Regions from separate parts of the Homo sapiens genome. Here region 1 is linked to region 2. A link is a loop called in an ENCODE intact Hi-C map of the cell type or tissue named here. Cell type or tissue: heart left ventricle. All regions are shown on one strand. Links, peaks and the distances in the headings refer to the core of each region. The heading gives the core; the rest is flanking DNA. Region 1 overlaps CABLES1 (Cdk5 and Abl enzyme substrate 1). Region 2 overlaps CABLES1 (Cdk5 and Abl enzyme substrate 1).

Region 1 (5,372 bases), core at 225-5,224, 71 kb after region 2:
GCTCTTCTGAGGGTTCTCCAAGTATGGGCTCATGTACTCTTACAGCATTCCAATAAGATAGTTACTAATTTTATCCCATTTTTTAGAAGGGCAGAATGAGGCTCAGAAGTGTTAGTAAGCTGACCGAGGTCAAACAAAAGTGACAGCTGGTGTTCGAAGCTGAGTGTGTTACTTTGGTCCCATCCCATTAACCACTGGGGATATGAACTGCTATGGAATTGACACCAAAAGTGCCAAAAGCCGAAAGTGGCTTTTGATTGCATAGGATGCCTGCAGCCCTGCCCTCCCATGACGGATATTCAAGTGTTGCTGCTCTGAGGCCCACACTGCATTTCAGTGACATCTAATACCCATGCATAGATGGAGGGGCCACCACGCACTAAACCCCTGCCCGGACTCACCCTCTAGTAAAGGAGGGAGGCAAATGATCAGCAGTGTGGATCACATCCGTGCCCTCCTGGACGTCTGAATGGGGAATTGGAGACAGCACCAAAAAGGGAACAAAAAACTCCATGAAGAGGGGCAGGAAACACTCCGTGGAGGGGGTACTTCTGAGCTACGTTTGGAAGAATAAATAGGAGTTCATTGGGTGTTTCAAGGTGGGGCATATAGGCAGAAGAAATAGCATGCAAAGAACACAAGTATAAAACAGCAGGATAGGATTTTTTGTTAAGGTGGGGGTGCTGTAAGTACTTCAGCACGGGTAGAACGGTAAAATCAGGGAAATTCTGTGGGTGTTGAAACTGGAGAGACAGAAAGCAGGAGACACAGGGCCTGGTTTGCCGTGCCAGGGAACCGGACTACATCCCAGGACGATTTAATTTCATAGTGTTACAACAAAGTTGAAATCTCCAAACCCTGATGCATGTAGTAGTAGAACCATTTTCCCTGGTCTTATGGTTGTCGAAAGAAAGGATGACAAAAGTAAATAAGCTTCCCCATATGATGTGATATTGACTTTGTGCTACAAAGAATGTTGTTTTTAAATCTCTTCCACTCATTTCTCCAGTTTTTCATCAGCAGTTCCCTTTGGCAAAAGTTATTCTCAGATGCCAGGATAAGTGCTTTTGAGGGTTTTTGTTTTTGTTTTAATGTTTTTTTTTAAGTGGCTTTTGATTGCATAAGACCATCATGTAGAGCTGTTTCCAGTAGTATCTTTATAGCAGGAATGGAGGCTAAGACTGATTATGTAATTGTTCCCTTAATCTATTCTCAGAACCTAACATGTTGCCAGCAGATGAAAAACCTAATGATCATAATGGCCTCTGAGTGTCTTTCCTGCTCATAGTTTCTGGTGCTATTGCTCTCACATTGTTTACTGCAAAATAGAAATCAATGGTTTAAATGTGGCATGACTGCTCACCCAGCCCTGGCCACCCTGGACTCAGATCTGTCTGCTCCCTCTTGCATGTGCAGCCCACAGCAAGCAGGTCTTGCAGGAGAAGGGGTGCAGGTGTACTCATTAGTGACCCTTGCTGGTGTCTCACATGTTAATATTGGGATGAGGAGAGGCAGCCCACTTCTGCCACGCTGGGGTTGCATTTTGCAAGGAGAGCAGAATACCATCTGCCAGAGGAGGTGGTGGGAGCGTGCAAATACTGCTATGAATGCCATGAATGCTTAATTGCTATAGATTTTGTTTTTTAGTTTGATTCTTTGCATTTAGTGTGTTTGTTGTTTGTTCTTCTTTTTATTTTTTAGAATAGTCCTTATCAGTGGCAGAAGATCCTTCTGTAGTATATTTTCAGTGCTGCCGTATCGCGACAGTACCCAAGTCGGGTATGTATATGCATGCATGCTTTGTAGTTCTCTGGGTGAAAAGATCTCACACCAATGTACATAATGTGGCCATCCTTTCCATTTTCAAGAAGTTGCCTTGCTTTGATACTGCAAATTCAGTATTTGTACACTGGAATGATAAAAAGATGTTCCACTTTCTTTTCAGCCAGAAAGCTTCCTCGTTGTGTGTGTGCGTGTGTGTCCCATCCTATTGCCTGTTCTTTCTAAATCTACATTTTGTTACCTTATCCAATACTTGCTTTAGCAAGAACATTATGGGGCCCACCATATTCCACAGGGCCATGCCAACCTTTGGAAAAAAGGTAGGTCAAGGAAGAAATCAGAACAAACCCTGTGACCATTCCACCTCCTTGCATCTTGGGCTTGGGTTTGGAAACTGACCAGCAAGCTGGAGCTGCCACCACAGAGAAACATCAAAGCAAAAGGGTTCCAGGACCAGAGATTAGGTAACTAGCTACAGGCCAGAGGAATGCTTCCCTCTCTAGATCAACAAGCCCCTCCTTTCACTCTGAAAAAAAGTAAGTACCTGAGGGTCCGTCCTTGCAAAGCCTCCGCTCTTCATCGCCATCCCTGAACACCGTGTTCCTTCCTCCTTGTGCTCCTTTTGCCTTTTCATGCATCCGGTGTCTGTCATCAGGCTGCCACCGGTATCGAAGTCAGGACAGTTCACTGCGTAAGAAGTCAAGCATCATGGGATGTTGGCTGTGGCGTCTGGTCATTGTGCCAGCCACACCACAGACATGTGACCACTGTCCCAAGGAGGGCCGTATGGCCACTGGTGCTGATTCGCCATGTGTTCATCTTCCACCATCTCCGTGAGCTCTACCCCAGGCCTTCCTGCTCACCATGACCTCCCCTTTCCCCTGTAGATGTGCTAGACTTACGGCCTATTCGATTCACCAAGGTCCTTAGCTGCACTCTTCATTGTCAGCTCCATGGGACAGAAAACACATCTATATTCATGGAATCCTGACTCAGTCATTGATGAGATGTGTGCCTTAAGGAGCGATAATCATGGCACTGTTTGTTAGGCACACACTTTGAGCTCGTCTTTTTCATTATTTACATCCTTACAGCCAAACCTTGCAAAGTAGGTGTTCTAGAAAAAGTAGCAGCAAATCCTGCAGCTCGGAGGTTTAAGGACCATCTAGTGGCCAGTGGGCTGCCCAGAGAGATGTTTTCGGGCAGCTCTCTTTGACTGACCTACCTGCTGTGGCCCCGGGTCTGGCTACATTGGAAGAGCAGGCTCATTCCTTGACAAAATTAGCTCATACCAGCTCATAGACCTGGTGTGACCCCAGAGGCCAGTTAATTCATCTTATTACAAGTAGTAGCCGAAGGGCCCAGAATGTTTGAGTGTGACCAGCCTGGGCATACACCTCCAGGGTGTCTGTATTATCAGTAGCAGGCTCTTTGCCAGCAGGTCCTCTCTTGGCCAGAGCTTGGATGGTACTGTGACATCAGCCTCGTTTCTCTGGGTTTCCCTGGCTGACCTCTCTGATTGACACATTCTTTCCTTAGCTCCATCTCATTCATTCATTTATTGAGTGCTTGTCATGTGACCAGGTGCCCGGGACAAAGGCAGAGAAGGATGGATTGGGTTCGTGTGCCCCTGAACAGCTTAGCAGGGGAGACACATTAAAATTACACACACAATTAACTACAACTTTTTTTTTCTTTTTTTCTTTTTTTTTTTGAGACAGAGTCTTGCTCTGTCACTCAGGCTGGAGTGCAGTGGTGCGATCTCGGCTCACTGCAAGCTCCGCCTCCCGGGTTCACGCCATTCTCCTGTCTCTGCCTCCTGAGTAGCTGGGACTGCAGGCGCCTGCCACCATGCCAGGCTAAATTTTTTGTATTTTTAGTAGAGACGGGGTTTCACCATGTTAGCCAGGATGGTCTTGATCTCCTGACCTCGTGATCTGCCCGCCTCGGCCTCCCAAAGTGCTGGGATTACAGGCGTGAGCCACCACGCCCGGCCAACTACAACTTTTAATACATGCTGGAGATACCCAGTCAAGCAATCCTTGAATCTTCCTGGCTGAAGACTCATTCTGTTTCTTTAATTTGGCTTCTCCACACTTGTCTTTGAAGTGTCCATATTCGTTTTATTCCCCAAGGTCTGGGGTAGGGTAGCCCTCACTGTGGTACCCAAGTGCTCATCCCCATTTTGTAGATGACATCACTGATCCATCCTTAAGAGTTGAAATCTCAAACATCAACTTTGGGCCAGAATGGGGGTTTAATCCCCAGTCTGTTCAGCCGTAAGTTTTTCCATGACCCACACTGGCAGACAGGCAAGATAAGTTCTGTATCTGCAGAAACCTTGCTGCGAAATGGAGCTTTTCTGGTATCTGCCTCCCAGAGGTTAACTGTAGCTCCCAGGAGTGAGTGGATCCAAGGTTTCCAGCATGGCACGTGGCATGCAGAGAAGTGCTAGGGCCCACTCAGCAAGGACCCCATATTTCTGACAGTAAAAAAGAATCATTGTGAAGAACTTGGGAGATTTAGAATTTTTATTACTTATTAGCTTCTGTGAGCTTCCATTGGCTCCTCTGTAGAATGGGGAAGTTTCTACCTCACACCATTAACTTGAAGATAACGACATTTCTGCAAAGCCATTAGGAAGCTGTTTTAACTTAAATTACCCAGGAAGAGGGCACTCAGACCATCTCCACTGGACATCCTTGTGGATATGCGTGGCCCTCCACTCTTCAACATCTCAGGGAAATGCTAGGTGGCAGCCAGTTGGTGCTAGGAAACAGTGTCTGTTCATGCCTGGGTCTCCTTCTTGCTGCTTGGGAAGGCCTCCTGTGTTGCAGAAAGGGCCACTGCATAGGATATTCAGCAGATTTGGCTGCTGTGTTGGCCCTGGACAGAGAAGCAAAATGAGTGTGTGGGATCCCACCTTTTACATCCTAGGTGTGAACAGATTCAAATCCACTATTCCTCCAGATTTTATAGATGAGGAAACCAAGGTGCACAAGAGGGATTTTTTTGTTTTGTTTTTTGTTTTTGTTTGTTTTTGAGACAGGATTTTGCTTTGTTGCCCAGGCTGGAATGCAGTGGCACAAACATGGCTCGCTGCAGTCTCGAACTCCTACGCTCGAGCCATCCACCTGCCTCAGTCTCCCAAGTAGCTAGGACTACAGTCGCGCGCCACCACACCCAGCTAATTTTTAAAATTTTTAGTAGAGATGAGATCTCGCCATGTTGCCCAGACTGGTCTCAAACTCCTGGACTCAAGTGATCCTCCTGCCTCGGCCTCCTAAAGTGTTGGGATTACAGGTGTAAGCCACTGTACCCAGCTAGAAGAGGATTTTTTTCTATAACAAAAAAATCTTCAGGTCCTTTGTCAGACCTAACAGAAAAGAACATGTTCGTTTCTGCAGCACAGTCTACCTCTGTACTCACCCAAGAAACACTGAGCACAATTCCAAATATTGTGATGTAGCAGCAGGATTAAGAAGCAGAATGCTTTTTAAACTTTTCAATGAGCAGACATTGTATTTATAAACAACCCACTTAACCATAATTATGATTTTTAAATTTTTTTTTACTAATTGGGAAACAAC
Region 2 (5,372 bases), core at 70-5,069:
AATCGAGGTCTGAATGTGGGCTTGTGCTAAATGCTTCAGATTTGGGCTTCTCAAATGTAAATGCATTTAGAGTCACTTAATCTCTTAAAAGCAGATTCTGTATTTCTAACCAGTTCCCTGGAATGCAGAGTGGCCACCCTTTGAGGAGGGAGGCTTTACCCACTATGATGATTTGTTCCTGTTGTCAGGCCAAGGAACCCAGGGCTCAGGAGATGTTAAGTGGCCTGCCCAAGGCCAGTTGGCAATTAATAGCAGAGCTCAGGCTCACTATTGCTCAGCTGACTTAGAGCTTCTGCCTGCCCCTCCCGCTGCATTGCCCCTCTTTGGAGGAAATCCAGGCTTGTGCTGTAATTGTAATCTATGTCTTGACTGAAAAGAAAAATGTGAGCCCACCACAGATCAAGAATCAGGGTAAGAAAGGGGAGATGGATGCTGTTTCCTAGCTTTTTCACCACCCGCTTTGTGACATCAGGCAAGTCGCCAGTCTGTGTGTGTGTGCCCCAGCTGTGAGCCACCTGACCCCTCAGGATTTCAGAAGTCTGTAAAGAACTTTGATCTCAGCAGTAAGCAAACACAAGTTATTGCTGAGCCATTTTTCCAGCAACCATGGGTTTTGGAGGTCGGAGTTGTAGCCCCAGGCCAGGCGGGGGCCTGTGGATGGTGGGCGCAGTCTGAGGCTTCCCTGCTGCCCTTGTTGCAGTCACAAAGCCTGCAATGTGGGCGAGCTCAGGAGAAATACATAGGAAGCCTGCTCACTGCTGGCAAGTGCCTGGGGAGGCCAGTGAGCTCAAGGGTGAGCTTTTGCTCTCTGAATGGGTGGGGAAGCCATCACATGGCTCTGCGCCACGTGCTCAGTAGCTTTCCCAGGAAGCGCCGATGCCTGGACTTTTTTTCTCTCTTCAGAAAGATAGCGGTGAGGTGGCAGAGAGCCAAGGGCAGGTTTTCTGGAGGGTAGAATAGGAGGCAGTGCAGTTGAGCCTGTGCTGTGACCTGATGTGGCATAAGAGAGGTCAAAGCAGGACTTTGAGACTCCTGGGTTCTGGGTCTTAGTTTCCTTATGGAACTCAGCGGTTGGGACAGATGAGCCTGCCACCCCTTCTGGGTCCACCATTCCACGTGTCTCGGTCCTGTGGCCTGCTGCAGGGTCTGGGGGCATGTTTAGCCTGGGGACGTGTGGATAATCCAACCTCAGAATCAGGTACAAAGTAGCATTAAGTTTGTTCCATGTGGCTCTGATGGGCAGAACATGTAACTAATGAAGGAATAAATGGATGAATGAATAGGGCTGCCCCAGAGTAAGGGAGAACTTTAAAAACTACCTTCAGCTGTGTTCCTTCAGGCACGGGCAATATCGCAGCTGGACTGACAATGTTAGGAGGCCATCCAAGCAGGAAGCCACTGCCTGGGGAGGCAGTCAGTCCCCCAGATGAAACTACCCTCACACCAAGGACATGATCTGTAGTAACCTCTATTGCTAAAGGGCCTTCAGGTTTACAAAGTACTGTTGTACATGTTGATATCAGACCCCAGACACCACAGAGGGGCAGGAGTCCAAGGTCACAGAGTGACCAGGGGGTGACTTAGGTTGCAGTGTTATCTGTCAGTTATGTAGAAAAGGAAATCTTGGTATTGAGACTTAATGCCTTGTATCACTTATTCATTCAACAAACATTGAACACAATGAGTATCAATCATGAGTCACCGCTGTCCTACTCATGGGAGATGGAGGCATAAAACATGGTCCCTGTCTGTGCTGGGTGACATAAGTAAACGGGCAAGTTGGTAGAGTGGTGAGTGAGTGGTTAGAGGTGAGCTTGTTGTTTGAACTCCCCCCACCTGGGGAGGGGTGCAGGGACGTTTCACACCCTTCCCTGTGGCAGCTGGCACAGGGCCTTGGACACGGTATTTTTATTTAACAAATATGTGGCAGGCATTATTCTAAGCACTTTGATGGGACTGAGTTCATACCTAGAAACACCCTGAGACAGTACTACCTTCACCTCCATTTGGAAGCACAGAGAAGTTAAGTAACTTGTCTGGGGTCCTGTGCTCTGACCCACCTCCCTCTGCTGTGCTACAATTTACAGGTCAGGCTCATGCATGCTTGTTAAATAGGCTTCAGCTGAACTGAGCAGAAGTTGACCTAAATGGCCTCAAGGGTTCCCGATCACTTGTGATTTCCTTGTTTCAGTTTCCACTTTTCTGTCATCTAGGGAAGACCTCTGTGCATTTGGGCCCAGAGGACAGGCCAGGTTTTAAATAGGGATTCCTGTGACTCTGGCAATTAACTCCCGCCCTCTGCCTGCCTGTGCTTCCTCTCTTCTTGGCCACAGCTGAATCCCTGACACCTTTATTGCCTCTCTGACTCACCTGGTACATTACACATCTTGTGTTATATAGAGCATGGTACAATTAGCAACAGGAACCTGGCCTCCTAAAGTTTAAAGCTCTGCTGGGTCCTCGTCTGTGAAATGGGAATGATACTACCACCTCCGCCCTGGGCGGGTTTCCCGCTGTATCTTCTCAGCATCACCCTTTCCCCAACTGCCCCTCTGGCTGTTTATAAATAATACTTTCTTGGAAAAACCACACCCACTCGTGCAAGTCTTGCCTTTGGCTGCCTTTGTGCTACAAGGACAGAATCGAGTAGTTGCGACAGAGACCACATGGCCTATTCCCTGGCTTGTCACAGAGTGGTTGTGCTTCCCCCACCCTAGCCCAGTGCTCTGTGCCCAGGAAGTGTGCAGGTCCCCTTGGCCCCTTCCTGCCTGCCTGCACCCTCCTTGCCTTGTTTCACAGCCTGGATAATGTGGTGGCCCGAGGGGCTCCTGGCTTCTGTTTGGACCCCTGTCAATCCCTCCCCCCCTGGGCTGTCAGAGGGACCCTTCTGAAACCCACATCTGATCCTGCCAGTCTTAAATTCCTGGTATTTCAGGCGAGGCAGCTGTTGGCTTGGGTCCTGGTTGCCACTGCAACCTCCCCCGCTCCCACACACCCTCTGAGGCCTGTTGCTGCCATACTGTGTTGTCTTTACAGAGGGCACCCACGCTGCTCCGTGCCCCAGGCTCTGGCACTCTCAGGCTTCTCCTGGGGCAAGGCCTCCCACAAGAGGCCCCTTCCTTCCAGCTCCGTCAGCCACAGAGCCAGCCGCTGCTCTCCCCATGCTCGTACACGCTCCTGGCTGGGCCTCTTCCTTCCCTGTGGATCTGTGCTTCAGCCCTGGTCTGACTGGAGGGCCCCTCCTCCGTGGTCTGGTCAGAGCTTGATGGATTGCCCTGGGGCCAGCTTTTGGTGGAACAGACCACATCTCTCCTCCATAGGGAACACAAATGAAACTCCAATTCCCTAACAGTAAGAGGAGGAAAATTTGATTCTGTTCCCCCACCCCACAACGTTCTAGGTCTTTGTTTTCATCCAGCAGTTGCTCCTGACTCTTAATTTGCTAAAACAATCTGTCATGGGGCTAAGGTGAGACAGATTGTGGAGGCTGCACCACCCAGCCCACCCTACCTGAGCCTGTCTCTCCCACCCTCAGGAGGGAGGTGACTTGTATGGAGTTCTGAGTACCTCTTGTGTGCCACATCCTTCACGTATGTTGTTTTATTTGCGTGGCAGTCTGTGAAACAGGTTGCCTACTTTAGAGCTGAGAAGACTGAGGCTGGATGGTTAAGGAAATTTGTCTAAGGCCACATAGCTGGAATCTAGAGCTAGAATTGAACTTTAGTTTTCCTGGCTTCTAAGCTGGGTTTCTTGCAGACCCTGTAGTGTCTTGGAGCTGACTCCTACCCACTTATTGGAGACGACTGAGGAATCTGAGGTGGTTGCTGAAATCGGTTGTGGTGGGAATATTTACACCACAGGAATCGGCCAATGCTGTAAGTCAAGGTTTTTCTTTTTCCCCTTCCAGAGAGTTGGTTATCAGCATGTGCACCTAAGGCTTTACCACACATCCTTTTTTTTTTTCTTTCTTTTTTTTTTTCTTTGAGACGGAGCCTCACTCTGTTGCCCAGGCTGGAGTACAGTGGCGCAATCTCGGCTCACTGCAACCTCCGCCTCCTGGGTTCAAGCAATTCTCCTGCCTCAGCCTCCCAAGTAGCTGGGATTACAGGTGCCTGCCACCATGCCCAGCTAATTTTTTGTATTTTTAGTAGAGACGGGGTTTCGCCATGTTGGGCAGGCTGGTCTCAAACTCCTGAACTCAGATGATCTGCCTGCTTTGGCCTTCCAAAGTGCTGGGATTACAGGCATGAGCCACCGTGCCTGGCCTAATTTTTGTATTTTTAGTAGAGATGAGGTTTCATCATGTTAGCCAGGCTGGGCTCGATCTCTTGACCTCGTGATCTGCCTGTCTTGACCTTGTGATCCACCCGTCTCGGCCTCCCAAAGTGCTGGGATTACAGGTGTGAGCCACTGTGCCTGGCTCACACATCCTTTTTGTCCTGTTCTCCTCTTTGGGGGCTGTGCAAAATGTCGCTATCAAAGGAAGCATGTTGAAAACCAGAAGTTTTTATAAGAATCTGCTGCTTAACATAATGATGTAAATTTTCCCCAGGGTCACCATTATCCATTTTTTCCACTTTAGAAAAATATCTGTCCCCCTCAAGTTTCAGCCTGTGTACCATTTAAACACCAAACTTTTCACAGATTCTGGGGCTCAGACCACTTAGTATTACATACGGGAATCATGAAATCATTAGCTATTACCCTGTTTTACCAACTGTGTAATGTTGTATTTTTATGTTTGTTTGATTTTGAAAAGCCTCTAAGAACGTATAATTAATTGGAGTTTGCTAGTTTGTCTTTTCCTCTTTGTTTTAGTAGTTTGGATGGCTACGCACTAGATCATATTTAATGAGGTTATCATTCATTGTGGTTTGGGGCTTATTACTGCACATTTGGTCACAGACAAGAGCTTGTAAAGCAGAACGTGCAAATACCAGGGGCTTATGACTTTAGAATATTGTAATGATATGTGTGTGCAAGAGGGACCCAATCTTGTCCCTGGTTTAAAGCACAGGGTATATGTAAATCTAAGTTAGGTTTTACGATAAACAGAAGAAAAACCATTCAACCAGATACTAGTAAAATATTCAAAAATGCCAAAAATGTTTATGTGCCTAGCACGTTGATTTTTATTTTAAAGCACTTTACTCATTGACCAAATTATTTATAAAGCAAAATGTCTACTTCGATAGTTTTAAGAAGGGCTGGGTGGCGGGGTAGAGGAACAAATGTAAGGAGCTGGAAGATATTCAAAGTCTAAAGTTTTTTGCTTAAGGACAAAAACTGGCATGTTAGGGGGACAAACGGTTGATGTGATGTTGAATGGTAGTTCTTTTTTTTTTCTTTTGGAGATGGAGTCTTGCTCTGTC

Evidence for each region. Peaks named below come from ENCODE experiments on the same cell type or tissue, not always from the same donor. Only the 100,000 strongest peaks of a DNase experiment are listed, where the experiment ranks them.
Region 1: a loop joins it to region 2, with 2.1 times the contacts of the local background. A loop is called at or near these places in 25 of 110 quality-filtered maps.

Annotation. Positions count from the first base shown.
Region 1 is chr18:23,212,276-23,217,647 of GRCh38, forward strand. It overlaps CABLES1 (Cdk5 and Abl enzyme substrate 1), which reads left to right. Exons shown (of 10, transcript NM_001100619.3): 4 at 1,702-1,779. Among named protein-coding and RNA genes, the nearest start is that of CABLES1, 79 kb to the left of the region's middle. In heart left ventricle, for the core only: no CTCF peak of the experiment used is centred there; no DNase peak of the experiment used is centred there.
Region 2 is chr18:23,140,971-23,146,342 of GRCh38, forward strand. All of the region lies in intron 1 of CABLES1 (Cdk5 and Abl enzyme substrate 1), which reads left to right. Among named protein-coding and RNA genes, the nearest start is that of CABLES1, 8.2 kb to the left of the region's middle. RefSeq lists an enhancer at 2,125-2,174. In heart left ventricle, for the core only: no CTCF peak of the experiment used is centred there; a DNase peak (open chromatin) is centred at 3,157; H3K27ac peaks cover 299 bases.